2 separate regions of the Homo sapiens genome follow, and region 1 is linked to region 2. A link is a loop called in an ENCODE intact Hi-C map of the cell type or tissue named here. Cell type or tissue: CD4-positive, alpha-beta T cell. All regions are shown on one strand.

Region 1 (5,000 bases), 1.6 Mb before region 2:
ACTCAGTTTTCAAGTTCTGATTTTGACCATTATCTCTTCTAATTCATAAACATATCCCAGTACCTACACTATGCCAGGTATTATGCTAGGTGATCGTTTATATGTCAGCCTATTTCCCCCCCTTTTAAAGACTGCCAGATTAACCAAAAAGCGTGACATTTATAACAATGTTTTATAAATAAATAAATGTGTTTATGCCACTAAAGGTAAACTGCCTATTTAAACTAAGTAATTTTTTGGGATTTAATAAGATTAAGATTCTGACGAAACTGAAAGATACAAGATTCCTTTACTCTCCACATTTGAGAGATCCTATAAGCAAGCAGTTAGTGTCTGACACCCAGGAACCTATAGAAATGAGGGAATCTGTGTTAAAACTATGTATCCTCTAATGTAAAATAGCTTACCAGAATAAATTATTTAAGCCAAAAATCTGGACTCAGATAAATGGCTATAGTAAATTAGGTTAATGAACAATCTGTAGCCATAGATTATTTTCAGTCTTTCTGATTCTAATAAAACAAATACCTTATTCAGTCTCAGCCTTACAAGGGCTATTTGTCTATGGTTGCTGTTCTTCTGTGAGGTGTATTTTTCTATAAATTTATTGCCCACATTCTGTGCACTTGGTCAGGAGTTTTTATCATTTCATATATATGCAGTGTACATCAATTTTAAAATTGTCTTCGTGGTTTTAACATGACTCATAGTCTTGGGAGAGAATCTGTGATGGAACTGAAGTGGCTCAATGATGGATTTGCATTTGAAAGTGGAAGTACCCAAATGAGCAAAATTGGGCTCTCAGACATTTTATATTTCATAGAGACTGTAGAATGCAGTAGAACTTTCCCATAGGGCAGAAATAATTTGTTTAGTTGGAACACACCTAGATCATTGAAGATTCCTTCAAAATATTAGTAATAGTACTGAAGACACACATGTATTCCAGTTAATTTCTTAATGAATGTGCCAATTAGCTATAAAAATGAGATTACATAATTTTTTTTTCTTTTTTGAGACAGAATCTCACTCAGTCACCCAGGCTGGAGTGCAGTGGCGCGATCTCTGCTCACTGCATCCTCCGCCTCCCAGGTTCAAGCAGTTCTTCCTGCCTCAGCCTCCCCAGTAGCTGGGATTAAAGGCGCCCACCACCACACCCGGCTAATTTTGTATTTTTAGTAGAGACCGGGTTTCACCATGTTGGCCAGGCTGGTCTCGAACTACTGACGTCAGGTGATCTGCCCACCTCTACCTCCCAAAGTGCTGGGATTACAGGCGTGAGCCACCGCACCCGGCAGAGATTATGTAATAAGATAACCTGTTTTAAATGTCACAAAAATAAATTTTTATTAATGAAAAAAGCCAGTGTTTCACACTATAAAACAATATATAATCGTTAGGCTAACCATTTCATTTATATAATTGTGAAAGTTAAGCTTTTGAGGTACAGAGTGATTTCATTTCAGAATTTGGTGCAACTTCATAATGAAGCGTCATCAATGAACTCGGGAAATGAGGTGTCATTGTGTATCCATTTTGGTCATACAGTAAAATCTATGGATTAAGTTAGAAATCATCTATCCCATATATTTTGCGGTCACGTGGCTTCAAGTGTACATTAAACCGCCAGCACAAGACCAGCCTGGCCAACATGGTGAATCCCCGTCTCTACAAAAAAAAAAAAAAAAAATTTAGCCGGGCGTGGTGACCCCTGCCTATAGTCCCAACTAGTGGGCAGTCTGAGGTGGAAGGATAGTTTGGGAGGATCGCTTGAGTCCGGGAGGTCGAGACTACAGTGAGCCGAGATTCTGCCACTGCACTCCAGCCTGAGCGACAGACAGTGAGATACTATCTCAAAAACAAAACAACAACAAAAACCAGCACATCAGCCTGGCCTGATGGTGTGCCCCTGTAGTCCCTAGCTACTTGGGAGACTGAAGCAGGAGGATCGTTTGACCGTCAGAATTTGAGGCTGCAGTGATCCCTGATTGCGCGCTCCAGCCTAGGCAACACACCCCACTACTGCTTGACTTCCTTCCCACGGCAAGGTGATTTTGCAATTACTACAAGGAAAGAGGAGAAATGCTAATTTCTCATTTTGTACCTCCCTGGATCCCGTGTCCATGCCGGCAGAACGCCACCATAAAGCTACACCTTTTTTTTTAAAGAGATGCGACTGAGAAATATGCCAGATCAGAGTAATGCTCCAATGCTTTCCGTTTCTCTGGAGAAAGGAGCAAAGGGAAGACTCCTGCTGCACTGAGAAACGAGAGCTAACGTTAAAATGTTGCCTGTGTTTCAGGAGCTTCATTTACTTCAGTCCTGTGGTCCTTATACTCCTAGAGCATTATCACCCTTTAAGTGCTCTGTAAGTCACCAAACCAACAGTTCAGTAATTAGGTTCTTAGCACTACACGCTCCTACCCTAACAGCTCAATTTAATGTTGCTACCATTTGAGAGAGTGTGGCTTGATTCGGTAGGATAAAAACTCTTAGTATTCGCCTAACATTACGGGCCACTGAATTAACCTGCACCGGGTCTCCCAGTTCTACCGAGAGTGGAGGTCTTCCTGGAGGAGGTGGGGTCCGGAACTCAGGCACACCCTTTGGCCCCGCCCTTCCGGGCTTTGCTTCCGGGGCGGTAAGGGCAGCCACGTCATCCCCCCGCTCCGCTCCCCAGCCGGGCAGTGGCTCGTGGGAGCCAAGATGGCGGCGGCGGCGGCAGCGACAGCAGCAGCAGCAGCCAGTATTCGGGAAAGGCAGACAGGTACTGACTTATTCTCTTCTCCTTGAAGCTTCGTGACTGCCCCGACGACATCCTTCTCCTCTGGTGCGTGCAGCTCAGAGACCGATCTCCAGGAGTTTAATCCAGTCCCTAGAACATCAAGAGCCCCTCCCCTTTGAGTTTTTGGGGAGAAGTTGCCATTAGCTTGAGGACTCGGTTCCTCCTGTGGTGCAGGAGAAGGAGCTTCAGCGGTGGGCGGATTGCTACGGCCCTGCTCTTGTCTCCTTCCTAGTGGGCATCAGAAGGCCATCACAACAAGATCTAGCAGCTGATAGCTTCTTATCTATGTTGCCACCTATGAGGTCTCCGAGTTTCTGTGCGTGGTTCAGTTCTCCTGGTTTTGATTTTTAAGAGAACTCCCATTTTCTGACACTCAGAGAATTTAGGTATTTTCACAGCGGCTTGCTTTGCGCCACTTCTCTACTTCGGACCAGTCTTTTGGGGGTACCTGCAGAAAAATGCCTGGTGATAAACATTTTCTCCTTCAGCTTGCTGGAAGGCATTGAAGAATGGCAAAACAAATGAATTAATAGCTTTCTCATTTTAATTGTTTGACACATTGTTTTAAAATAATATTTTATCTTCAATAGAGCATGTTTATATAGCTTCTATTTATGCAGAGAAATGTAAAAAGGCACATATTCTTCTCTTGAGTTTTGGGTTTTTTTCCGTCTTAGAAATTAGTTTTGCCTTACTTGAAAACTTCTCATGACAACTTGGTTTATACCTGTTAGCTACAAACTAAAGGTTTATACTTGTTAACTAGTTGTCTTAAAAGTTTTCAAGCAATTTATTCTGAGGAGCTAATAGAAATAAGGCATCAAGAATGTGCATACTTGGAATTCTGTTTCCTGAAATTATGCTCTGTTGGATATAAATATGAATAGGAAAATAAATTTATAATTCATATGACCTACAGAAGGGATTTGGGCTGTACTTGATTCCTTCCTTTGGCATTTAAAGAAAAAGTGATAGACTTCAATTTAGTAATGACACACAAAAGATACTGAGTTGCGTTCTGCTTTTCCCAGTAAATAATTTAGTATAACCTATCAGGTGAAGTCAGGCATAACTAAATATAGGGAAGTTCAAATAAGATTTGGGGCATACCTGCCATTCGTTGTATATGTTTAAACAAATGGAAGCTCCATTTGTTTTAATACTGTGTTTCTGATGACTATACTACATATTAAAATAACGTGTCAGTAAAACTGTACCAATACAAGAGAGCTTTTTGAAAAATAAATTTGCGTGGCCGTAAACTTGTATGCAGAAATTTTGTAGATCATTAAAATCTAATCGTTTGTATTTCTGCAGAAATAAACATAGTAAGATTTTACAGAATTACTAGGTAGTGCTAGATCTATTTTTTATCAAATTTTTACTGTCATTGAATTCTGCCTTATTTTCAGAGGAAGGTAAATCCTTGTATATATATTATAATGCAGAATTAGCTATTTCCCTCATGCCTATGGAGAATGTTTTGGGAGATAACTCACAGTCCTTAAATATTCTAGATACTAGAATATTTGGGTGGATGAGATAATAGTTGGCATTTATTGAGCATTTACTATTGTTAGGCATTGCATTAGGTGATTATGTATTATCTCCATTTTACAGGTGAGGAAAGTAAGATAGAGGTAAACTAACGTGCCTGTTTCTTGCTTTGCCTGCCTGAAAAATCTTTATTGGTCTCCTGAAAAATCTTTATTGATCTTTTGAAGGTCATCCCACAAGCCATCTCCTTTCTTCCTGGTTCACTGTCCCCTCTATCCATACCTTCAGTTCAATAGGTAGAATCAGTTGCCTCCTGCTCCGTGTTACTGTTGTTCTTCATTGAATGCGTCTTCGTTACAGGTTCTTGCACATCTTCCCAGCTTCTCAACATTGCAGGGTCCCATTAGTGTTCTCATCTAGCGCCTTAGCTTTCAGTATTATCTGTATGTTGATGATTCCCAGGTTTATATCCCTAGTCTGGCCGTCCCATCTGAACTCAGTCTACTCCATATCAGTTAATGGCAGTTCCGTCCTTTTAGTTGTTCAGGTCAAAAACCTTGAAGTTTTCTTGACTTGTCTCTTTCATGTCTCATGTAAGATCTTTCAGTAAATCTTGTCAGTTCTACTCTGAAAATACATCCAGGATCTGACTGTTGTCATTGCTATTCCGAGGTCCTGTCCACCATGAATTTCTGCAGTAACCTATTTGGTCTCTTTG
Region 2 (5,000 bases):
CAAGGACTCTCCCGGAGGGTTGAACTTTGGGTTCACTTCAGCAAAGTCTGTTGGCACAAGGCCCCAATGTCACCGGCGAAATATCGGTGAAAACTTCCATGTTTGGGGGAAGACCCCTGCCCGACCTAGTGACCTAGCGGGCCAACCGCCTCCCCAGCTCTCAGAGAGACTTCGGGGAGACGCCAAGCGCTCCAGGCCGGCCCTGTCCTCTGCGCTCCACTGCTGCCGCACGGACTGCCAGACTCCCGGCATGCTCTGCGGACTGAAGTCCGCGGCACGAGAAATCAAAGCCCCGGGGCCTGGGTCCCACGCGGGGTCCCTTACCCAGGGTGCCCCGGGCGCTCATTTGCATGTCCCACCCAACAGGTAAACCTGACAGATCGGTCGCGGCCAGATACGGCCTGGCGGTCAGAGCACCAATCTTACGAGCCTTGTGATGAGTTCCGTTACATGAAATTCTCCTAAAGGCTCCAAGATGGACAGGAAAGCGCTCGATTAGGTTACCGTAAGGAAAACAAATGAGAAACTCCCGTGCCTTATAAGACCTGGGGACGGACTTATTTGCGTGCTCGCTTCGGCAGCACATATACTAAAATTGGAACGATACAGAGAAGATTAGCATGGCCCCTGCGCAAGGATGACACGCAAATTCGTGAAGCGTTCCATATTTTGCGCGGTTCAACGAAGGTCGTTGGGCAAGATACGGTGGTGTTCCTAGAGGTTGTTCAAGATCTCTCGGGGCCTGCATTTTCCTGCTCGCGAGCTTGGCCCAGTAGACACCTACGATGCTGTCCGGGCCTCCCACCAGTCCTGTCGCACAGTGGGCACACTTCCTCGACAGCCTCCATCTTCGAGGCGCCTAGTTACGTTACTATTAAGTTACCTAGGTGATCCTCGTATCTGCGTCCAAATACTTGTTTTCATTGATTAAAATATGCTTTCAGGCTGGGCAATGAACATTCCTCCTAATCAAATTTCCCATCACAGAATCTGTCCGATTTATGTAAATCGGCCCTTTCTAAGTACTTCTTAGAGGATACATGAAAACAGAAGACTCGTGAAAACAGATCCAGATGGGCTTGCTACTTGTGGCCAGTATTCACATGGGTCCTGGAGCTCTTGAATCTATAGGCAAAGGCCAACATTGATTTCCAATAATACCAGCCCTTAGTAACATTCCTTTCCTTTGTGCAGCTCGCAGTCTAAGAGAAAGGGTGTAAGCACTCAGGTCTAAGATGATGGAGAATGGCACAAAGTAGGCGCAAGAAATGAGCGCTAATGTTTCCTTCCTTTAGTAGAGATTTATTAGGTTAGGAAAGATTTAGTAAGGATTTATTGAACAATTCATATGCCAGTTGGTCTTCTACTGAACAAAAGCCAAACAAGCTGGGGCTCTGGAGTTTGTGTTGTTTGGTGAGACAAGACCGTAAGTCTATTTCAGAATGAAAAGTTCAATGAAGAAGGCACAAGGTGACCTTTTTCCATTTCCAAAATGCGTATTAACGATCTATTCGCACACAACATTCCTCGGGTGACTCTGCTTCGTTCCCACTTCATAGATTTCACAAATTTTTTGTAATGAAAACCACTGTTTCGTCATTGGGTGCCACACGTTTTCGCTTAGATTCACACTGTTTCCTTAGTACTAATTAGCAGATACTGAAATGATCTTGACAGACTGCGCAAAATATGGAACGCTTCACGAATTTGCGTGTCATCCTTGCGCAGGGGCCATGCTAATCTTCTCTGTATCGTTCCAATTTTAGTATATGTGCTGCCGAAGCGAGCACGTTGAGAAGAAGTCACCCACAGGCCTTATAAGGCACGGGAGTCTTTCACCTATTCTACTTACGGTGACCGAACCGCGCCCTTTCCTGTCCATCTTGGAGCCTTTGGGAGAATTTCATGCAACGGAACTCATCACAAGGCTCGTATGTTTGGTGCTCTGACCGCCAGGTCGTACCTGGCCGCGATGACCTGTCAGGTTTACCTGTTGGGTGGGACATGCAAATGAGCGCCCGGGGCACCCTGGGTAAAGGGCCCCGCGTAGGACCCAGGCCGGGGGCTTTGAGTTCTCGTGCCGCGGAGCTCAGCCCGCGGAGCATGCCGGGAGCTGCCAATGCTGCGGCCGCCTCTGAGCGCGCGGCGGGGTCCAGCGCCCAGGCGAGCTGGAGACGCCCCGATAACGAGGCTGCTGCGGCACCGAGAGGGCCGGCCCGGGGTCGGCGCGCACCTTTAGAACAGGTCGTTTCACCATTAACTTCCTCTGATGAGTAATTTTTTTTAAAAAAGTAATTAACCGACCATTATCACACCTAGAAAAGTTAAGGTAATTCCTTCATGGCACCTAATATTCAGTCTACTTTCAAATTTCCTTATTTCAGAAATTCCTTATTACAGTCGAATTGTCATAGAGATCCAAACAAGGTCCCAGGTTGTATTCGGTTGCTACGACCCTGGGTGTCTATTGTCCTCTAATTGCCCTCGCCTCGTTTTTCTTCACGTCATTCGTATACTGAGGGATATTTGCCCTGTGGATTGTCGCAGATCTTGGGATTTGGCCCATTACTTACTGATGGTGTCGTTTAACTTGTTTCTCTAGCCTCCATGTTTCTTGAAAATTTATGGTTAGGGGTAATGGACTCATTAGATTCTGGTTGTGTTGTGTTTTGTTTTGACGCCCGCACGGCTTCAAACACAGTGGTAGGGTGTGTGCTTACTGCACCTCAGCAAGAGTAGTGTATCCGCTGGCTGTCCCCGTGTGAGTGATGCCTACCCCTGACCTGTGGGTGCAGGTGCGGTCAGCCGTCTGACCCCTCACACTATAAAGTCTCCCAGAAATCTTTCCTTTAATGATTTTAGGATACACCCATGAACAAGCCAAGTAGAAGGTCTGGTCTGGTGGTTTGCTTGCTTTTTGTTTTGTTTTGAGGACACGTTGTAATTGTACATATTTATGGGGTGCAATTTGATGTTTCGATACATATCTATGTTGTATAACGATCCAATCAAGGTAGTGTATCCACCACCTCATGCATTTATCCTTTCTCTGTGGTGAGAACATTCAGTAGCCTCTCTTCTATTTTGTGGTATACAAAATTTTACTGTTAACCATTTTCACCCTACCGTGCAATAGAGCATCAGAATTTTTTCCCTCTTCTTTAATTGTATCTTTGTACCCATTAACCAATGTTTATAAACAAACATTGTGAGTTTGTGAGTTATAAGTTTACTTGTGAGTTATAAGGATTTAACCCCTGGCCTGTGGTGGCCAAGTTCTGTATCCCATGGAAGAGAATTGAGAGAATAATAGGATCAGGGAAAGAAATTAGGAAAGAGTGTTGATGTCATTTGAGTCTCTGGATCATTTGATCCCATGAGCAGGTGCTTTCCATAGTTGTTTGGTTACTCGTTCTAACAAATTACTTTTATTAGGCTAGATTAAAGTTGTTTTTGCCAAATGCAAATATGAGATCTTAAACATTTGTGAGTTTAGCATGTCTTCACACTGCACACTTGCAACATTAAAACATTATTGGCTTCTGCTAAACTCAAAAATATTTAAGATGCCGTATTTGCATTTTGACAAAAACAACTCTAGTGTTAGTACCCGTGGTTAAGCATATATGAATTTCCAATCACGTTTTTTTTTAGGAGGAAATAGTGTTCTTTATCACATCCTTATAGGAAAGTTATGAGGTAGGTGGCTATTTAATTAAATAATATTTTGTATGATTTGACTCATTTGAGAACGATGAGTCTTTTTTTTTTTGAGACGGAGTCTCACTCTGGCAACCAGGCTGGAGTGCAGTGGTGCGATCTCGGCTCACTTCAACCTCCGCCTCCCAGGTTCAAGTGATTCTCCTGCCTCGGCTTCCCAATTAGCTGGGACTACAGGCGTGCGCCACCACGCCCCGGCTATGTATTTTTAGTAGAGACGGGGTTTCGCCGTGTTGGCCAGGCTGGTCTCAAACTCCTGACCTCAGGTGATCCACCTGCCTCAGCTTCCCAAAGTGCTGGGATTACAGGCGTGAGCCACCGCACTCCCCCCACCACCCTCACGATGAGTCTTACTTAATAGGAATTATTAACAAATTGGCTTTAAGAAATTTATTTAAAGGATTTTTTCAGTGAGACAAATGTTTTATTTTTATATTCTGGAACATTTGAACTCATCAATAAACATAATAATTTTAACGATTTACATTAACTGAAATAAAACAACTGCCTTTCCTTTGTGACATGTAAAACTATGGTGCATTTCGCAATCAATGACATTTTAGATCCAAAGAGATGTATCTTATTTTTTGGAAGAGGAAACTGAGGCTGATATAAGTGTAGTGACCTCCCTGGGCAAGATTGGCCACTGGTCCTACCATCTTCTGATGCCGAATTCATTGCTGTTTTCACTGCACCATTTGTAGTATTACTAGGTCATACTATTTGCAGTAAACTGCAAAGAAAAAGATAAAGACCTCAAGCCTGCCATTTTACAATTATATTTCTGAGTTCTGCTCATTTGACTGCAGAACAAGACAGCACACACTAAGTGGAAAGCTGACCTTGTTCTTTTTACTCACAGAAAGGGCACATTTGGTGATGTGACACAATTGAAAGTCAAAAACCACAGGTCATTTCCTCTTCAGGAATTTTGCTCTAATTAAAAAGAAGAAGAAACTCATCCTAAATCCTCACATCCTCTTTAGCAAGGAACAGATGAGTCATTTAGAACCACAGCATCAATGACCGGCGTCACCTGGTGTGAAATTGGTGAACTCCAGGTGGGAAACAAAGGTTATCAACCTGGGCTGCAGGTCGCAATCACAAGAGCTTTTAAAAATACGAGTGACTGAGTCCTCCCCTGGAGATTCTGACTTTGTTATTGTTGTTTTTAGACAGGGTCTTCACTATGTTGCTTAGGCTGATCTGGAACTCCTGGGTTCAAATGATCCTTCTGCCTCAGCCTCTCAAGTAGCTGGGTTTACAGGTGCACACCACTG

The links. Peaks named below come from ENCODE experiments on the same cell type or tissue, not always from the same donor. Only the 100,000 strongest peaks of a DNase experiment are listed, where the experiment ranks them.
Region 1: it touches region 2 in a loop (4-fold over the local background); 5 of 110 quality-filtered maps call a loop at or near these places.

The regions. Positions count from the first base shown.
Region 1 is chr14:30,619,633-30,624,632 of GRCh38, forward strand. It overlaps G2E3 (G2/M-phase specific E3 ubiquitin protein ligase), which reads left to right. Exons shown (of 15, transcript NM_017769.5): 15 at 1-432. SCFD1 (sec1 family domain containing 1) reads left to right here and starts at 2,687. Exons shown (of 25, transcript NM_016106.4): 1 at 2,687-2,767. The coding sequence starts at 2,707. RefSeq lists enhancers at 2,021-3,220, 2,290-2,969. In CD4-positive, alpha-beta T cell, no CTCF peak of the experiment used is centred here; DNase peaks (open chromatin) are centred at 759, 2,029 and 2,639; H3K4me3 peaks cover 2,307 bases; H3K27ac peaks cover 1,233 bases.
Region 2 is chr14:32,201,480-32,206,479 of GRCh38, forward strand. It overlaps RNU6-7 (RNA, U6 small nuclear 7), which reads left to right and starts at 566; the gene lies at 566-672. RNU6-8 (RNA, U6 small nuclear 8) reads right to left here and starts at 1,790; the gene lies at 1,684-1,790. RefSeq lists enhancers at 118-177, 258-317, 1,415-1,960, 1,961-2,505, 4,821-4,980 and a silencer at 1,595-1,774. In CD4-positive, alpha-beta T cell, no CTCF peak of the experiment used is centred here; DNase peaks (open chromatin) are centred at 302, 1,172, 2,072, 2,642 and 1 weaker place; H3K4me3 peaks cover 3,102 bases; H3K27ac peaks cover 2,748 bases.